Regions from separate parts of the Homo sapiens genome. Here region 2 is linked to region 1. Evidence: read pairs that join two places in POLR2A ChIA-PET (ENCODE). Cell type or tissue: OCI-LY7. All regions are shown on one strand. Each heading gives the region's core, and the rest is flanking DNA. Links, peaks and the distances in the headings are about the cores only.

Evidence for each region. Peaks named below come from ENCODE experiments on the same cell type or tissue, not always from the same donor. Only the 100,000 strongest peaks of a DNase experiment are listed, where the experiment ranks them.
Region 2: POLR2A ChIA-PET joins it to region 1 with 10 read pairs; 2 of 35 experiments call an interaction of 5 or more read pairs at or near these places.

The regions. Positions count from the first base shown.
Region 1 is chr1:23,903,993-23,916,104 of GRCh38, reverse strand. CNR2 (cannabinoid receptor 2) reads left to right here and starts at 2,743. Exons shown (of 2, transcript NM_001841.3): 1 at 2,743-2,859. RefSeq lists enhancers at 2,417-2,931, 3,705-3,874, 10,978-11,057 and a silencer at 5,845-5,894. In OCI-LY7, for the core only: a CTCF peak has its summit at 6,298; DNase peaks (open chromatin) are centred at 2,674, 5,044, 6,494, 7,134 and 6 weaker places; H3K4me3 peaks cover 8,000 bases; H3K27ac peaks cover 8,000 bases.
Region 2 is chr1:24,182,549-24,190,548 of GRCh38, reverse strand. IFNLR1 (interferon lambda receptor 1) reads left to right here and starts at 3,260. Exons shown (of 7, transcript NM_170743.4): 1 at 3,260-3,358. The coding sequence starts at 3,301. RefSeq lists a silencer at 2,998-3,487. In OCI-LY7, for the core only: no CTCF peak of the experiment used is centred there; DNase peaks (open chromatin) are centred at 188, 838, 2,858, 3,208 and 3 weaker places; H3K4me3 peaks cover 6,988 bases; H3K27ac peaks cover 6,769 bases.

The sequences.
Region 1 (12,112 bases), core at 2,228-10,227:
CTCTTCCAGCTCACCCCTGGGTCTCCAATTCCAGCCCAGATAGGAGTCTGATGTAGGCTGCAGGCGGGCCCCACTCCCCAGCTCCTTCTGGTCTTCTTTTCCTCTTTCTTGGCACCTGGGGCTCTCTGTCCCATTCCTCACTGCCAATGTCTTGCTCTTGGGAGAGATGCAAGGGCTGGAGGCTGTTACTGTTCCATTTCCCAAAGGGATGAATGATCAAATTAAAGGCCCTTCCCAGCAATGGCTTTGCGCTGAAGGAGCCAGGACTAGGTCCAGACCAGGGTTCGCAAGTTAGCATCTTGAGCTGGATAATTCCTTGCTGTAGGGCTGTCCTGTGCATTGCAGAATGGTTAGCAGCATTCCTGGCCTCTCCCTAGCAGATGTCAGTAGAATTCCTCCACCAGGTTGTGACAACCAAAAATGTCTCCAGATATTGCCAAGTGTCCCCTCTGGGTGGTGTTGCCAGATAAGACAGAGAATGCCTGGTTACATTCTTTTTTTTCTTTTTCTTTTTTCTTTTTTTTTTTTTTTTGAGACAGAGTCTCACTCTGGAGCCCAAGCTGGAGTGCAGTAAGGCGATCTCGGCTCCCTGCAACCTCCGCCTCTGTGGCTCAAGCATTTCTCATGCCTCAGCCTCCTGAGTAGCTGGGACTACAACTACGCACCACCACACCCAGCTAATTTTTTGTATTTTAGTAGAGATGAGGTTTCACCATGTTGCCCAGGGTGGTCTTGAACTCTTGATCTCAGGCAGTCCATCTGCCTCTGCCTCCCAAAGTGCTGGGATAACAGGCGTGAGCCACCACGCTAGGCTGAGCATTCTAATCGCACATAAGCAACAAGTAATTTTTAGTGCCTGAATGTCTCAACTATTGTTGCATTACCTCACATACTTATTTTTGTGGTGAGAACACTTAAAATCTACTCTCCATCATCTTCAAGAATATAATTCATTGGGCCAGGTGGGGTGGCTCATGCCTGTAACATTTTTTACTTGAAGAATCTTGCAACTCTACCTCAGGGGCAAAATCTTTCTTCATTGGCCCAGATCAGGGTCTGGGGTGTGGGGAGCAGTTAGTGAGAGGATCTGATGAGATAATCATAGGCCATGAGTTTACAAGGGCAAAAACTTTGCCATAATCATCTCTGTATCCTTAGAATATAATGGCGTCTCATTAAATATTTTATCTGAGAGTGGGTGTGAGGACACTTGGAACTATATCAGATACCATACCTGAGTACATCCAGCCCAGGACTGGACATTAGGGACATACTCCCTAATAAATATAAACTGAAGATAATGTTTAGTTTGACTCACATAGCATTTTTTAAAGGTGTGACTTTGGGCTTTACATTCTAAAATTGGCAACTGGCTGAGCATGGTGGCTCATGCCTGTAATCCCAACACTTTTGGAGACTGAGGCGGGAGGATTTGCTTGAGCCCAGGAGTTCAAAACCAAGCTAGGCAACATAGTGAGACCCCCATCTATACAAAAAAATTAAAAAAAAAAAATAGCCAGGTGTGGTGGCACATGCCTGTTCTGCCGGCTACCTGGAAGGCTGAGATGGGAGGATCACTGGAACCCAGGAATTTGAGGCTGCAGTGAACTATGATCGTGCCGCTGTACTCCAGCCTGGGCAACAGAGCGAGACCCTGCCTCAAAAAATTAAAATAAAATAAAATAAAGTAAAATAAAATAAACAGGAAGTGGCTGGGCGTGGTGACTCACCCTGTAATCCTAGCACTTTAGGAGGCCAAGGTGGGTGGATCACTTGAGGTCAGGAGTTCAAGACCAGCATGGTCAACATGGCAAAACCCTGTCTCTACTAAAACTACAAATTAGCTGGAGGTGGTTGTGTGCACCTGTAGTCCCAGCTACTCAGGAGGCTGAGGCAGGAGAGTTGCTTGAACCCAGGAGGCAGAGGTTGCAGTGAACCGAGATTGCGCCATTGCACTCCAGCCTGGGCAATAGAGCGAGACTTGGTCTCAAAACAAAAACAAACAAACAAAAAACAAAACACACACACACACACACACACAGGAAGCTATCACATAAGTCAAGATTTCTGGTATCTCTTGAAAAATACAGCACAACTTCCAAATGCTTGGAATATCTGACAATTTGCCTATACTCCCAAGCAGAAAAGCTTGGCTGGAACTAAGAGGTACCTGCCCCTCTCTACTGGCCCAGATCAGGGTCTGGGGTGTGGGGCAGATACCTCTCAGCTGGGCCAGTAGAGAGGGTCAGGTACCTCTCAGCTCCAGCCAAGCTTTTCCACTTGGGTCCTGTGTTCCCCCTATTACCCACAGTCCCTACCACTCCCTATTGCCCCACACCAGGATCCATCACCCATTATGTTAATCTGCCTGTAGGCATTTGCATTTCAAAGCTCTGGCCTAGTGGTGAAGAGGCATTGGAATGGCATGTCCTTTTAGGTGATCTACTGTAATGTTGGTGCATTATCCCCATTTTACAGATAAAGAAACTTGCCTTTGGGGAAGTTAAGTGAATCAACATTTTAACGAGGCTGTATTAGAACCCAAGTCCCTTGACTCCAGGGTCTAGGCCCATGCCCCACCCTGGCCAGAGTTCGTTGTAAGAGATAACTCAACCGCAGGGGCAAGAGCATTGTGGCACCAGGGACCTGGAGGGGAAGTGGTAACAGGCACGGAAGGCCAGACCTCCTCACACTCACTCATCTGTGAGAAAGTACAAAAGCAAGAGAAAGCTGGCTTGGGGTGGCACTCAACAGGTGCTCTGAGTGGCACCCACGGCCAGGTCCTGGGAGAGGACAGAAAACAACTGGGACTCCTCAGCCCCCGGCAGCTCCCAGTGCCCAGCCACCCACAACACAACCGTGAGTAGCTTTTTTTGTTGTTTATTTTAGGCTTCTTCCTCATTCCCCAACACCTGTATTCTTTTTTGTTTGTTTGTTTGTTTTTGAGACGGAGTTTTGCTCTGTTGACCAGGCTAAAGTACAGTGGCACAATCTCGGCTCAGTGCAGCCTCACAGGTTCAAGCGATTCTCCTGCCTCAGCCTCCCGTGTAGTTGGGATTACAGGTGTGCACTACTGCGTCTGGCTAATTTTTGTATTTTTAGTAGAGACAGGGTTTCACCATGTTGGCCAGGCTGGTCTCGAACTCCCGACTTCAGGTGATCTGCCCACCTTGGCCTCCCAAAGTGCTGGGATTACAGGCATGAGCCACTGCACCTGGCCAAAACCTGTATTCTTACCTTATCCCTTCCCTCCAGGGACACAAGAAGCCAGGTGGGCCTGTCTGGGGCAGGGGATAGATGTCATTTCAGGACACCTGGGGTTGTGGAGGACCAGTCGCAGGAAAGTTCAGGGCTGGCATCCCCCTCCTAGGACCAAGAATCAGGACTTTGGCTTTCATTTCATTACAGAGACAAGAATCACACACACAGAGATGGCCTTACTGTGTGCCAGGCGCTGCCCTAAGAGCCTTTAGTGGTTGGATTTATTTAATCCTCACAACAGCCGTATGCAGTAGGAGCTATCACTGTTGTCCACTTGATAGGTGGGGGCTAGGTGACCCACCTGAAATCATGCGGGCATTGAATGAGAGCATTGGCTTGAGCCTAGGCACTCCGGCTTCGCGGCCCACCCTTCAGCCACCAGGCTATCCTGCCTTACGAGGTGTGGACTGCAACAGTAGATGGGGGCCAGGAAATGACAGGGGCTGGCAGAGGCCTTTGAGATGACCAGGTGAGTCCTGCGCTCTCATTTTATAGATGGGGAGACCACAAGGTAGTGTTAGGGGCACACTGGACTCAGGAGGCCAGGGGTCTGCTTTGGTGTAAGTTCCACTCAGCGGAGGGAAGAGCAGTATTTTCCAGTGTGCCCTGGGGTCAGCGTCCAGGTCTGAATCCCAGCTCTGCCACTGGTAGCTCGATGGCCTAATGCAAATCACTCCATTTCTTTCCTGCTCAGCTTCCTCTTCTGAGAAACATGGGCCTGAGAAGGTCACTCACAGGCTTGTTGCGAGTCAACTGTCTGATGCGGGCACAGGGCGGGCAGCAGCACAGGGCTCGGGAATGGCTGTGGTGGAGAGTTTGATCTTCACCCCATCTGCTCTTGCTGTGGATCTGAGATGAGGATAAAATGAGGCCTGGCTGCTTTTCCCTGGAATGAGTGGCAAGTAGACACGTTGGCAGCATGAAAACCAGGATGGAGGCTGGGGAGAAGTTCAGGGAGAGCTCAGGAGGTGGAGTCCCAATAATCCTGGCCCCAGCTCTGTAACCACCTTGTGGCTTACCAGAGTGACCCCCTAACCTGCGCTGGGCAGGTGAAGCATATCCTTTACCCTTTGGCCGGCTAAGGCCAGGATAAGGCAGTGAAGACGGGAAAATGGCAGCCTGGCTCAGCCAAGCAGAGCCCTCCAGCGCCAGCCCCCTCTCTTCCCACCTCATTTTACAGTACCAGTCACTCTTACTGCACACCCTCGGGTGTGCATAAATTGATCTTTTCTTTATTCAGTTGAAGTCACATTCAATAGGACCCTGAGCCTCATCCTACTGGGCTAGGAGGAAATTTAATCTCCAAGTGCACTGAGCTTCCCTCACTCCCATCCCCACCCATGCACATTGACCCAGAGGACACACAGAACATAAGCGTGAGGGAGGCTCCTGGGTCCTCCTACGATGGATGCCCATTGCCCAAATGGACTTGATTGTCTGAAGTCCAGCCTTGCCCACTTCCCTGGCATGCCTGGAGTCCAGATTCTTTGTAAGACCTGAAACCACTGTGTCTCATTTTGACATCCAGGATATATCACCCAGTGACTTCCCCCAGAGGTCCTGCCATCTTCCCAGAAAGCAAATTCTAGGTGCCCAAGACCTCGGTCCCCTCCCAGCCAAGGACAATCTCTCCTCTCCCCTTGGCTGTGGATGGCAGATGGACACTCTTCTCTCCCCACCCCCCACCCACGTGACCTAACCTTCTCACTGCGCTCAGGTTCTCAGGAAAGGACAGGAAGAAGGGTTGTCTTCAAATAGCTTCTGCTTCCTACTCTCACCCCTGAAAAAAGTCCCCGAGCCACGAGACACAAAGGGCACTCTGAAAAGAGACAGGCAGCCCTATCTTACAGATGAGAAAAACCAAGACTCAGCAGCAGTGTTGACTTGCTCAGTGTCACACAGCCAAGGAATAGCGGAGCCAGTGTGAGCAGAGAGTCCTGCGCTGTGGGTTCAGAGCTTGTGCTATCAATCACATGGAATCACATGGAAACCCAAGTCTCCCTCATCAATTACTCAGGCAACCTGGGGCAAGTTACATCACCTTTCTGAACCTCAGTTTCTTCAACTCTAAAAATGACGCTATCATAGCATTCCCAACCTGCCTCAAAGGGGCTCTTGTTTTTTGTTTTTTGTTTTTTTGTTTTGTTTTCTTTTCTTTTCTTTCTTTTTTTTTTTTTTTTTTTTTTTTTGAGACAGCGTTTTGCTCTTGTTGCCCAGGCTGGAGTATAATGGCGTAATCTCAGCTCATTGCAACCTCTGCCTCCTGGGTTCAAGCGATTCTCCTGCCTCAGCCTCCCAAGTAGCTGGGATGACAGGCATGCACCACCACGCCCGGCTAATTTTGTATTTTTAGTAGGGATGGGGTTTCTGCATGTTGGCCAGGCTGGTCTCGAGCTCCCGATCTCAGGTGATCCGCTCTTGTTTTTTTCTTAAGCGAAGATTGATGAAGCATTTACTACACATTTGAGCTCTGTGACCGTTCCTCATTAAGTCCTCACCACAGCCTAGGAGGGGGCTGCTATCACTAACCACATTTGCAAGGTGAGAAACTGAAGCTCACACAAGCTTAAGACTTATCCAAGGGGCCGGGCATGGTGGCTCATACCTGTAAGCTTGGCACTTTGGGAGGCCCAGGCAGGAGGATAGCTTGAGCTCAGCACTTCAAGACCAGTCTAGGAAACATAGTGAGACCCTATCTCTACAAAAAAAAAAAAAAAAAAATTAAAAATTAGCCAGGCATGGTGGCACATGCCTGTGGTCCCAGCTACTCAGGGGGCTGAGGTGGAAGGATTGTTTAAGCCTGGGAGATTGAGGCTGCAGTGAGCTATTATTGCCTGGGTAACTGAGCAAGATACTGTTTCAAAAAAAAAAAAAAGAAGGAGAGAGACTTGTCCACAGTCCCATAACTGGTGGTAATGGCAAAGCTGAGACTCAAGTCCAGGTCAATCTGGATCCAGAACCAAGCCATATTGTGGTGGGAATCAAAATAGGAGAACGGGAGTGGAAATGCCTCTAGGTATGGAGATGCAGGGCAGGCTCGGGGACTCATGATCAGGGTTGTCTTTACTGTGTCGCTCGCCAGGCTGCGTTTCAGATGCCATCACATGGACAACCCGAGAACCTGCGCTGGGGAGGAAATTGGAGGGATATCATATGAATATGGCCGGCTTCTCTCCTCCCACCCCAAACTGAGCAGTCCAATCCAGTCTTGTGAGGTGTCTACTCTGTGCCAAGACCCTGAGGCTCTAGCCCTTGGCCCAGGTGACTTCCTGTTTCCATGATGATCTCTGACAGACCTTCCCTGACTGTGCTTAGGCATTATCTTATGTAATCCTCACCTCGGTCCTGTAAAGGCAATTCTCTTTCTCTCCCCAAGCTATAAATGAGGACACTGAAGTCTCGGGAGAGGGCAGAGTGGGAACCCACGCACAGCCAAGGCTCTCGGTCCCCAGCTATGCTGCAGGGACCACCAGAAGAGTAAGATCAGGTCTCAGCCTTCTTCCAGCAGAACCCAGAACAGTGTAAAACTGTTCTCTTTTCCCTCCATCTCCTGGGGAGAGAAAGGATGTACTCAGTCCTCACGCCATGCAGCAAAGACCTCAAATGCCAAGGAGAGAAAATGACAGACAAGGCCAGATTAATGGGGGAGGAACTGCATAGTGGAGTTAGGGCCAAGCAGGGAGGGAAGGATTCCCCAGCAGGCGAGGGAGTGAAGGCTGCTGGGGCCCCATCCAGTCGGGGAGGATGTGGGTGAGCCCATGAGCAGAGGGGACTTCGTGGTTCGGTGTCCGGTGAGCTTCACGGCTTCTCCTCCCCTCCCCCACCTGCTTCCACTGCCCAGAGAGGAGGTCTCTGATCTCCTGCTCATACAGTGAGTCAAAGGCAGCTTTTCCCACTCCCTCACCCCCACCACCCCACCTGTCTCTCAGAGGCTCCCTTGCCTCCCTAGAGGTTGAGGCAACCCCTAAGTTCCTCTTTGAGAGCCACAGCTGCGTTCACAGTGTTGCCTCAGCCCAAATTCATTGAGTTCGTCCTCTGTGTCTCTCCCTGGGTCTGTTTGGGTCCTGGAAAATCTGATGGAGCTGGAAGCTGGGGAATAGAGCCCACTGAGAGCAAGGAAGGAGCCAGAGGGTGCTTCACTGACCTTCTGTAGCCCTCCCTCCCTTCCAATGGGCCCATTTGACAGATGAAGCCACTAAGGCTGAGACACAACAGGCAGAGACAGGAGTCAAACCCAAGTCTGTCTTCCCACTACTTTCTACCAGCTTTTCCCACTAGGGAGGGAGATGTTCCAGAAGGTTCACATCATTAGAAGGTCTTGATGCCTGTTTCCATTTTTTTAAAAATTAGTGAATAATTATTGTAATAGTTAAAAGATTTTTTCTCAATGTGAGATCTTCCTAGGATAAGTGGAAGAATCAAATCTGGCAGGTATAGCCAGGCATCGCTTGAGCCCAGGAATTCAAGGCTGCAGTGAGCCGAGATTGTGCTACTGCACTCTAGCCTGGGTGACAGAGCAAGATCCCTATCTCAAAAATAAAATAAATATTTAAAAAGCGATAGTTGGCCAGGCACGGTGGCTCATGCCTGTAATCCCAGCACTTTGGGAGGCCCAGGTGGGCAGATCATGAGGTCAGGATATCGAGACCATGCTGGCCAACATGGTGAAACCCCGTCTCTACTAAAAATACAAAAATTAGCCGGGCATAGTGGCATGTGCCTGTAATCCCAGCTACTCAGGAGGCTGAGGCAGGAGAATTGCTTGAACCAGAGAGCCGGAGGTTGCAGTGAGCCAAGATCACGCCACTGCAGCCTGGTAACAGAGGGAGACTCCATCTCAAAAAAAAAAAAAAAAAAAAAAAGCAGTAGTTAGTGGTGATAGAACAAACTAGCTCATGACTCACAACCAGGCAATTAATCATTCAGCTACAGCTTTGGCTGATATATGGCTTTACATCGTTTTTGCTCTTAATCTGATATCATTTAATTTATACCCTTACTGAGCCAATGATTAAAGACAGCATAAGAAACTGATATCAAAAATACAAGGAAGCTGGGTACGGTAGCTCACGCCTGTAATCTCAGAACTTTGGGAGGCTGAGGTGGGTGGATCACTTGAGGCCAGGAGTTTGAGACCAGCCTGGCCAACATGGTGAAACCTCATCTCTACTTAAAAAATACAAAAATTAGCCAGGTGTGGTGGCACACGCCTGTAATCCCAGCTACTTGGGAGTCTGAGGCTGGAGAACTGCTTGAACCCGGGCGGCAGAGGTTGCAGTGAGCCGAGATCACGCCACTGCACTTCAGCCCGGGCAACAAAGCAAGACTCCACCTCAAAAAAAAGAAAAGAAAATACAAGGAAATGATGGTGTTAACTCCTCTGCAGATTTGCTTCAAGATTCTTCTTTTTTCTCTTGTTTTTTTTTTTTTTTTTTGAGACAAGGTCTCCCTCTGTCACCAGGCTGGAGCATAGTGGCGCGATCTCGGCTCACTGCAACCTCCACGTCCCAACCTCCACCTCCCAGGTTCAAGCGATTATCCTGCCTCAGCCTCCCATGTAGCTGGGATTACAGGTGCATGCCACACGCCCGGCTAATTTTTTTGTATTTTTAGTAGAGATAGGGTTTCACCATGTTGGCCAGGCTGGTCCCGAATTCCTGACCTCAGGTGATCCGCCCACCTTGCTCTCCTAAAGTGCTGGGATTACAGGAGTGTGCCACCATGCCCGGCCTGCTTCAAGATTCATAAATTACATTTATCTGATCAACTTTCTTATATGGCATATTAGAGAAATCCTACTACTTCACAACATTTCAAAGGTTGGTAAGAAGAGAGAAAGATGTATTCTGTCTTTTCCTGTACTGGGTATAAAAGAGATCTACACCTGCAAGGCATATACAGAGAGGCATGCAAATAGGGGCCTGAGACATATTTTTTCTTTTTTTTTTTTTTGACACAGAGTCTCACTTTGTCACCCAGGCTGGAGTGCAGTGGTGCAATCATGGCTCACTGCAGCCTTGACCTCCTAGATTCAAGTCATCCTCTCATCTGAGTCTGTCAAGTAGCTGAGACTACAGGCACATGCCACCACTCCCAGCTAAATGAAACCTATTTTATCTTATCATATAGCAAACATAAAATTACTTTTAAGAAGTATGAATTGGCCGGGTGCGGTGGCTCACGCCTGTAATCCCAGCACTTTGGGAAGTGCTGAAGCTCAAGGTGGATCACTTGAGCTCAGGAGTTCAAGACCAACGTGGGCAACGTGGCAAAACTCCATCTCTAAAAAAAAAAAAAGAAAGAAAAAAAAGAAAGATAGGAAAACAAAAAAAAAAAGTTAGAGAAAAATTTTAAACAATACACTTATTGTAAATAGTACATTTTATTTAAAATCACTTCCTTTTTCATGGGCCATAGAAAATTATGAAATGGCTCGAGTAGTTTCCACTGGGGTTTGTAAAATTAAGTTTTCTATGTCCCATACATACTGTTTAATCCTCACAACAGTCCTGAGTGGAGGTATTTTCATTATTCCCATTTTACAGACAAGGACAGTGGGGCTCAAGGAGACGACGTAATTTGCACGAGAGAACACAGCTTTAATAAGGGGCAGGAGGTGGGTACAGTGGTGTGGGCCTGGAGTCCCACTGCTAGAGAGTCTGAGGGGGGAAGACAGCTTAAGCCTAGTTCTCCAAAAAACATCAGAGTGGGAGCAGAATCAGAATCACAACTATGACTCAGGCTGCCTCTGTCTACCTATTTCCTCCTTATTCTCAGTTGGTTCCGAGGGTAAGTTCAGGACCAACTGAGAATCTGTGTTCAGAACCAACTGAGAATCTCTTTTACACAGAACAGGAACAGGAACTAGAAATCCAGGCCACCTTGCAAGTTTGGCTCCCGAGGCCTGAGATTGGCTTGATAGAGTGTCCCGTGATCCCGCTAGATCCCAAATCCCAGGCCAGAGATTGCAACATGTGTTCTTTGTTATGGTCCCAGGGACCAAAAGCCAACAGATGCACAAATGCACCTTAATTAATTCTATTAGAGAGAGGTAGAAGGAACTTACAGGAGGATCAGCTCCCCAGATGTCTGGCCTATCCCTGGCTGTTCCTCGTCTCTCCGTGGCCTGAGTCCTCATGCCAGGTTTAATTCATCCATCAGCCTCTGCCCAGCTTGTCCCTTTGTCCCCTCCAGCCCCTTTGCCACCACTCACAGATCTTATCAGCCCCATGAGTCAAGCCTCTCTGCTGATGCTGGTTTCCCCAACTACAGAACAGGAGTGATACTAGTCCCCCATCATGGATTTGTTGTGTAGAATATATAAATTAATATATAAATATATATAATATATAAAGTGCAAAGATGGCTGGGCGCGGTGGCTCATGCCTGTAATCCCAGAACTTTGGGAGGCCAAGGCAGGTGGATCACCTGAGGTCAGGAGTTTGAGACAAGCCTGGCCAACATGGTGAAACCCCATCTCTACTAAAAATACAAAAGCTAGCTGGCGTGGTGTCGGGTACCTGTAATCCCAGCTACTTGGGAAGCTGAGGCAAGAGAATCGATTGAACCCGGGAGGCGGAGGTTGCAGTGAGCCGAGATGCACTACACTCCAGCCTGGGCAACAGGGCCAGACTCATCTCAAAAAAAAAAAAAGAAAGAAAAGAAAAGAAAAGTTAAGTGCAGAGAATAGTGCCTGACACACGGTATACAGTAGGTGCAATTTCAGTATTAGTTGCTACTATTGTCATAATCACCAGAGTGTTTCAAGAGCTGAGCCTCCATGGCTCTCCACATCGCTTCACAAACTCCCCTGTTCTGGGAACCAGCCTGAATTGCAACCTCAACCCCCGACTGATGCAACCCTATAAGCAAACCAGAATCATGGCTGGGGTAGGGGCTCTACCCTTTGGGATCTGGCCAAACCAGGAAGAGGTAGAGTGGCCTGGAGGCAAACCACAGGTGATTCAGAATGTTCACCACGTGGTTAACCCTGTCTTACTCCTGCTTTAGAGAGAAGCCACCATGAAAAGTCCTCATCATCAGGGGACAGACCTCTCTGTTCCCTGGTTATAATGCCTTACTTTGTATGAAAGTTTCCTTTCCTACAGAGAGCACTTCATGGACAGAATGGGTGACTGGCCACTTCCAGGTGTGATTTTAACAATGCTCCTCCCACCCCCAGACAAATGCATACTTCCCGATGGCTGACAGATTTCACAGTAACAGGCTACCCTCAGGGTGAAAGAGATCCACACATGCTTATCAGTCATTTATGCTGTAATATCACAGAGCATCAAATAATTTTCTGTAGTAGACTTTCTTTGAAAGAGGGAGATAGGCCTTTTAGTTCTTGTTATAAAAATGAAGATTAGCTAGGTGCAGTGGCTCACACTTGTAATCCCAGCACTTGGAAGCAGCACCAGGCCGATCACCTGAGGTCAGGAGTTCGAGACCAGCCTGGCCAACATGGTGAAGCCTTGTCTCTAATAAAAATACAAAAAAATTGGCTGGGCATGGTGGCAGGCGCCTGTAATCCCAAGCTACTCGGGAGGCTGAGCCGGAAGAATCACTTGAACCCGGGAAGCAGAGGTTGTAGTGAGCCGAGATCGCACCACTGCACTCCAGCCTGGGTGACAGAGCGAGACTCCAAAAAAAAAAAAAAAAACAATGAAACGAACAAAAAAACCAGAGTTCTGAGTGACATCACCTGGATCACAAAGGAGCTCCCTAGTGGGGCAAAGCTAAGATTCCTGTCTTCAGGCAGTGTGAACTCTGGAATCTGGTAAAGCAGAAAATCGGGAGCCCAAATGCAATTTTTTAACATTTCAAAGGGCCCCCCAGAAAGATTAGA
Region 2 (8,000 bases), core at 1-8,000, 280 kb before region 1:
GAAACACAAGAAAGCAGGACTTTTACCCCTGTCCCCTAAACCCCCAACCAGTTGTGAAACATTTATCAGCACCACTGCTTCATACCTAATATTCCAACCCAAAGAGGAAGCTGGCTCTTCAGTGCCCACCGTTCCACTCATGAGAGTTGAGAGGTTAGCGCCATGATCTTTGCAAATCAGGAAGTGATTAAGACTGGGGAGGTTTGTTCTTGTTTGCCCTTAAGCAAGCAAGAGGCTGGGTAGCAGAAGTTTTAAAACCACAAGCTTTGAGGACAGACAGACTGAGTTCCAAATTGCAGCCCTATCACTATAATTAGCTGTGTGACCTAAGCAAGGATGTAACCTCTCCGAGTTTCATCTGTTGAAAGGGGATATTAATAATATCCACCTCATAGGGTTGTTGTGAAGATTAAATACTGTATGTAAACTGCAGTGCCACTATATAACAAAGACTCAATAAAGATTCGTGCAGTCAGCTGTTTGGGATAAAGAGATATCAATAGAGATATATTCATTTTATTCCAGAATGGATGGATTGTATTTGAGATACCTGAAAGAAATTGAAGCAGTGTATTTAGGACCTAAGTAGAAGCAAGGTCGTGGTAACTGGCTGAGATTTTCTGACCGGCATCTATAGATGACATTTTTTTTAAGGTTTTGAAAGATCCAACTTGGCCAAGCTCATAGTCACAAAATGTCTCTTGAAGGATCAAGGCATCTGAACACACAATTTTCTAACTCGAAGCTATGCGTGGGCGGGGAGGTGGGGGAAGAGGAACAAGAGAACAAACATGTGACAAACAAATTGTCAAAAAAGAGCAAGTGCCAGTTTCAGATGCATAGCACAGGAGCCCATGGGTGGAGCAGGTGGCAAATGAAGATATTTCTGTACCTGCTGTTGAACCGCTCCAAGCACAGTGGGATTCCGGGTCTAAAAGAGTTGCAGTTGCTGGGTGGAAATGAAAGTCAACATTTCAGGGCCGGGTGCATGGCTCATGCCTATAATCCCAGCACTTTGGAAGGCCGAGGTGGGCAGATCACTTGAGGCCAGGAGTTCGAGATTAGCCTGGCCAACATGGCGAAACCCCGTCTTTACTAAAAATACACAAATTAGCTGGGCATGGTGGCTTACGCCTGTAGTCCCAGCTACTTGGCAGGCTGCGGCATGAGAATCGCTTGAACCAGTAGGTAGAGGTTGCAGTGAACCATGATCACGCTACTGCACTCCAGCCTGGGTGACAGAGTGAGACTCTTGTCAAAAAAAAAGAAAGCAAGAAAATAAGAAAGCAAGAAAGAAGGAAAGAGAGAGAAAAAAGAAGGAAGGAAGGAAGGAAGGAAGGAAGGAAGGAAGGAAAGAAAGAAAGAAAGAAAGAAAGAAAGAAAGAAAGAAAGAAAGAAAGAGAGAGAAAGGAAGGAAGGAAGGAGAAAAGAAAGTCAACAGTCAACATTTCAGAGATCCCAAGATACCAACACTGACCGTGCCTGCTGCTCTTCCATCCTCCTCCACCCTGCGCCTTTGAGGTGGAATTGCGTCCTCTGTGAGCAGGGCTTTGTTAAGAGATCCTAATTAAGGCCAGGCACAGTGGCTCATGCCTGTAATCCCAGCACTTTGGGAGGCTGAGGTCACCTGAGGTCAGGAGTTCAAGACCAGCCTGCCCAACATGGTGAAACCCCATCTCTACAAAAATTAGCTGAGCATGATGGCAGGTGCCTGTAATCCCAACTACTTGGGAGGCTGAAGTGAGAAAATAGCTTGAACCCAGGAGGCGGGGTTGCAGTGAGCCAAGATCACACTATTGCATTCCAGCCTGGGCGACAGAGCTTTTGTCTAAAAAAAAAAAAAGAAAAAAAATCCTGATTAAGCAGAAGCCTTGATGCTAGTCCCAGAAGCATCCTGAAATTTCCAAAAGAAATTTCCCCCGCGGTTAAACTCAGAGCAACTTTTGGACCCACCAAGCTCTGTGAAAATCATTTTCTCTTCCAAAAACTGATGGGACCAAAGCTGATCCCAGTTTCAAATAATTATCAAAAAATTGGAAACGAAATATGATCAGAAAAGAAGAAAGTTGAAAAAGAAAATCCTCATCACCCAAAGACAACAACCATTAATATTTTGGTAATTATTATTCCAAATATCTTTCTATGCATACAGACAGACTCACACACACACACACACACACACACACACACTTTTTTTTTTTTTTTTGAAACTGAGTTTCACTCTGTCGCCCAGGCTGGAGTGCAGTGGCGCGATCTCGGCTCACTGCAACCTCCGCCTCCTGGGTTCAAGCGATTCTCCTGCCTCAGCCTCCCTGATAGCTGGGATTACAGGTGAATGCCACCACGCCCGGCTGATTTTCTGTATTTTTAGTAGAGACGGGGTTTCACCATGTTGGCCAGGCTTGTCTCCAACTCCTGACCTCAGGCGATCCACCCGCCTCACCCTCCCAAAGTGCTGGGATTACAGGCGTGAGCCACCGCGCCCGGCTACACACACACTTTTTTAATGGGCCTATGTTTTAGCACTCGCTTTTCTGTTTCTCAGTGTGTTGCAAACACCTCGGTGTCGATACACACCATTCGGCAACGTCCTCCTAAAGGGCCGCATAATATTGCGCGTCGTGGCGTGTGCCTTACTGGGAAGCTACTGCTGTCCAGGTGAACACCACAGCCTTCGGGGTCAGAAAGACAGCTTTCCCCAGAACAAGCACCTGAAGCTCTGGGGCCTGCCGCTCCCCGGGAGAGAAGTACGTGGAGAAGGGCAGCACGGATCCGCCGGGATCCCCGGGGGCATTAAAGGGAATCGCGTGTGTAAGGCGCGGAGCTCAGCATCCGGCTCAGAAACGCGCTCGGATCCCGCCAATGGCATTGAGGCCGCGTAGCCAAACCGGCCTTGAACTCTCCCTAATCCTGCCAAAATGGCCCGTCCTGGAGCACTGGACTGGCCGTGGGTTATTGATCATCAGCCGGTTTCTTCCCCTCCCCTGCCCTTCCCCCGTGCACGGATTTACTGATTTTTTTTTCCGGGAATTGAGTAAAACAAAACTAAGTGCAGATGAAGCAGAGGTACGGGCGAGTTTCGAGCGCGGGGACCGGCGCGCTCCCCCCCCCCCCTCCCCCCGCGGCGGGGCTGTCCCCAGGGACCTTCTCAGTGAATCCTAGGCGGCAGGGACGGGCCCGCGGCTCTGCGGGCCATTGGCTGCCGACTGCGTCACCTGCCCGCGGTGGGCTAGGAGACGGGAGGCGGGAGGCGGGAGGCGGGGACCTGGGCCCGGGCGGGGACGCCGCGGCAGGAAGGCCATGGCGGGGCCCGAGCGCTGGGGCCCCCTGCTCCTGTGCCTGCTGCAGGCCGCTCCAGGTAAGGGCGCGGGGCCGCGGGAGGGAGGGGGAAGAGGGCTCCCCGGGCCGGGCCGCGCCTACCCTCGGACCCGGAGCTCCTGGGACAGGCACGGGGTCCGCAGCCACCCGAGCCGGGTGCGAATCGGCCCTGCCTACGCGCCCCCAGTTTGCTTCTTCCCAGGACTGAACAGAACCGGGTCTTTGATATTCCTCTCCCGCAGGAAACGAATCCAGTTTCCTAATGCTTCCAGCTTCAGGAGAACTGGAGAAAAAAGACAGCGGCAGTTTGATACTGCATATTTTTTAATAAAGTGCTTTTTAATGTTTCCTAAAGAAAGCACTGATCCCTGCGTGAAAACCACACTTGACCCTAAAGTGTGGACAGCAGGGAAAGTGGGACCGATTGATGTCCCTTCCCGTTCCTGCCAGGCCTCTGGTGGGACGGAGCTCTGGTCGCCTGTGCCCTGCTTTCTAACAAGACGGCTTTCTTTTGGTGGTGGTTGTTGTTTTGTTGTTGTTTTGTTGTTGTTGTTGTTGTTGTTGTTTTCCCACCTCTACTGATGAGTAAGGTGTCAGGTACAAAATTCCTCGCCGTAGGACCCAACCACCAAACCTCACCGCCCACGACTCCAACCGAAGCAGGGAAGAGAAGGTCCAGAAATCGCCCCCAGGATATTTTCCTAGTCTTGGACTCACAGTTTAAAGAGCTGTAAAGGTCCCTGGGCATAATCCAATCATCATAAAAGCCTATATTTATTCAGCAACTTCTTTGTGCCAGGCACCGCATTATTCTGGAAGCCTCACGACCCAGCCATCCTCGGAGGTAGATATTATTTTTACTTTTCCGATGGGAAAACTGAGGCTCAGAGCAATTCAGGGAATTCCTCAAGAAGGATGGCAGAGGTGAGGCACACAGAAGAGAGAAGAGGGGCTAAAGCAAGCCTGGCTAGCTTTTGCCTCCAGGGTAGGCACGTGGGACAGGCTGTCCATCCACTGGGTCACTAGGCCAGCCAGGGATGCTCCAGCCCCCAGTGCCCACAGCAGCGTTCTCTGTGGCTGATGAGGGACCGTGTACCTGTGTGTGGAGGGAGGGTGGGGTCTTCTGTTCCCCTTTCACTGTCAAACCCAGACCTTCTTGTACTTTCACCTGATAAGTATTTAATATACACAACACTAACTATGGTGTGATGATTTAGGAGTAAGTACAGCCAGATCTAAGTTCAAATACTGGCTCCCACACAAACTGACTGTGTAGCCTCAGGCAAGTTAGTTAGCATCTGTCTCTGAGCCTAGCGCCCTTTCCATGGAAGCAGAATGAATGACACCTACCCCATAGGGTGGTCTGTCCCAAGGGTGATTGAGGTTTTACATGTAAAGAGCCAAACTAGTGCCTGGCATCCTTTGAAGGCTTCATAGAGGAAAGTTGCTCTAACTGCTGTTTTTCTCATGTGACCTAGCTCGAATCTGGGGACTGTCCTGCCCATAGGATACCTTACAAGTGGCTTGCAGACAGCCTGGTCTCCTGCTGGTCACCCGTTAGGAAGTCCAGAAGCTGGGAGTAGTAATAGCACTAGCCTCGTGGTGATACAGTCCCAGCTAGAGGACACAGGATGAGGTGGAAGCAGGCACCCACTTTTGGGTCTAGAAGGTGATGGGTAGGCAGCCGAGGCTGGGGACAGCCATCCACAGAACTGGACCCTCCCTCCCTGATGCCATTTTGCAACCCGTATGGATTTCCATCATGGCACATGGGACACTTCAGGACCCTGAATTCTCCATGGGACCATGAGCTCCTATAGGGCAGGAATGAAGTTGTGTTCTTCTTTGAAACCCCTGGCACACCGTGGTCAACAGATCTTGTTTGACTCGTAGTGGTCAATAGATGGAATAGTTGGAATCATAAAGCTCAATAGACCCCATGAGAACCTAGAAGACAAAGTACAGTCAAGAGCTCGGACTTTGGAGTTGGCTAGGCCTGGACTGAATCTGATTCTACAACTTAATAGCTGAGAGGGCCTTGGTTTTCCCATCTGTAACGATTATAATTATTATAATGAATACCTACCTCCTAGGGATGTAATGAGGATTAAAAGAGAAAGTGCAGGTAAACTGTTTAGCACAGAACCTGGCTCACAGAACACAATACACATTAGCTGCTATTATTATTATTATTATTTTATTTATTTATTTTGAGACAGAGTCTCACTCTGTCACCCAGGCTGGAGTGCAGTGGCGCAATCTCGGCTCACTGCAACCTCCACCTATCGGGTTCAAGCAATTCTCGTGTCTCAGCCTCCCAAGTAGCTGAGATGACAGGCGTGTGCCACCATGCCCAACTAATTTTTGTATTTTTAGAAGAGACGTGGTTTCACCATGTTGGCCAGGCTGGTCTCAAACTCCTGACCTCAGGTGATTTGCCTACCTCTGCCTCCCAAAATGCTGGGATCACAGGGGTGAGTTACCATGCCCGGCCTTAGCTGCTATTATTATCATCATCGTTATCATCATCATCATCACCTCGTAGATATGTCAAGGAAGATTCCCTGGAGGAAGTGACATTTGAATCAAGTATTTCAAAGACTAGATGGTGAATACCAGGCAGTCAAAGACACCTGGGTTTAAAAACATCCAGAAGAATGCAGTGGCTTGGCAACATCGAGCAGGAAGATTGCCTGATGAGCCTGTAGGGTAGCTGTTGGGGAGAGAGCAGCAAGACGGCCTGGCCAGGCCAGGCCAGGCCACGTCAGGCAGGGCCTCACAAACCTCAATAACAAATGTGGACTTTATTCTGAGGCCAAGGAAAGGGCATGAAACTGGGGAGTGGTGTAATCAGATGCGTATTTCAGAAGATGAAGATTAACAGTGAGAAGGAAAATGTGCCACAGAGGGGAATAGAGGTCAGTTAAAGGGAGTCAGGGAAAGTGTCCTCGAGACAGTGACATCAAAGGAATGTGAAAACAGCAAAGGAGTGAGCCAGGTGGATATCCAGGGGCAGAACTGTTAAGGCAGAGGGAACAGCATGAGGGAACAGCGTGTGCAAAGGCCTGGAGTTGGGAGTGTGGCTGGGGTGCTCCAGGAAGGGCAAAAAGTCCTGTGTGGATGGAGATATGGGAGCAAGGGAGGAGTGGTGGGTCAGATTGGGTAGGGCCTTGGTGGTGATTGTAAAGACTCTGGAGTTTAGACCAGGCACAGTGGCTCAGGCCTGTAATCCCAGCACTTTGAGAGGCCAAGGTGGGCGGATCACCTGAGGTCAGGAGTTCGAGACCAGCCTAGCCAACATGGTGAAACCTCGTCTCAACTAAAAATACAAAAATTAGCCAGGTGTGGTGGCACATGCCTGTAATCCCAGCTACTCTGGAGGCTGAGGCAGGAGAATCGCTTGAACCCGGGAGGTGGAGGTTGCAGTGAGCTGAGATTGTGCCACTGTACTCCAGCCTGGGTGGCAGCATAAGACTCTGCCTCAAAATAAAATAAAAATAATAAAGACTTTTGAGTTTACCTGGAGTGAGATGGAAGCCTTTAGAGGGCTTAAGCAGAAGATGAACATGATCTGATTTTCATTTTTAATCCTTCCTGCTATGTGGAGAATGGACTGAAGGCAAGGTGTTTTGTATATTTGTCTGTTTCGTAGAGACAGGGTCTTGCTCTGTTGGCCAGACTGAAGTGCAGTGGCACAATCACGGCAGCCTTGAACTCCTGGGCTCAGGCGAAACTCCCACCTCAGCCTCCTTACTCTCACCATTGTGCCCTGCTAATTTTTTAAAAAATTTATTTTGTAGAGATGTGGTCTCACTATGTTGCCTAGGCAAGTCTTAAATTCCTGGTCTCAAATGATTCTCCTGCCTCGATGTCCCAAAGTGCTGGGATTACAGGTGTCAGCTGCCATGCCCGACCTGTATTTTTTTTTTTAATGGGGAAAAAGCCTTTTAATAGTATGAGGTGTTTTCTGGTGTTTCTACCATAAAGCTCTTCTGTAAATCAAAATGAGAATGTAATTATTGATAGAGCAATGACCTTAGACTACAGTGCAGACTTTTCATCTTACATTTGGGCTCATGAATTTTAGTATAACTGATTATGACAGTGTTTTTTACATAGTTATGATCTAGAGCAGAACTGAAAACAAAATAACACATACTCTACATCAATATATTCGTTCAGTAATATCTGGGCTTGGATGAACCTGCAGAAGTAGGTAAAGCTGTCAGATATTTTCTTAAACCAACAGAAAAGAAATGTATATGACAGATGTTGTGTTTACTTATTTATTTATTTATTTATTTATTTATTTGAGATGGAGTCTCACTGTGTCACCAGGCTGGAGTACAGTGGTGTGATCTCTGCTCACTGCAACCTCCACCTCCCGGATTCAAGCGATTCTCCTGCCTCAGCCTCCTGAGTAGCTGGGATTACAGGCGTGCACCACCACGCCTGGCTAATTTTTGTGTTTTTAGTAGAGACAGGGTTTCACCATGTTGGTCAGGCTGGTCTCGAACTCCTGACCTCGGGATCTGCCCACATCAGCCTCCCAAAGTACTGGGATTACAGGCATGAGCCACCACGCCCGGCCTGTATTTATTTTTTTACCACTATGGAGTCCAATATGAAATTCTCACAACTATGCAAATACATTATTAACATGTAAGCACACCTAGGTATAA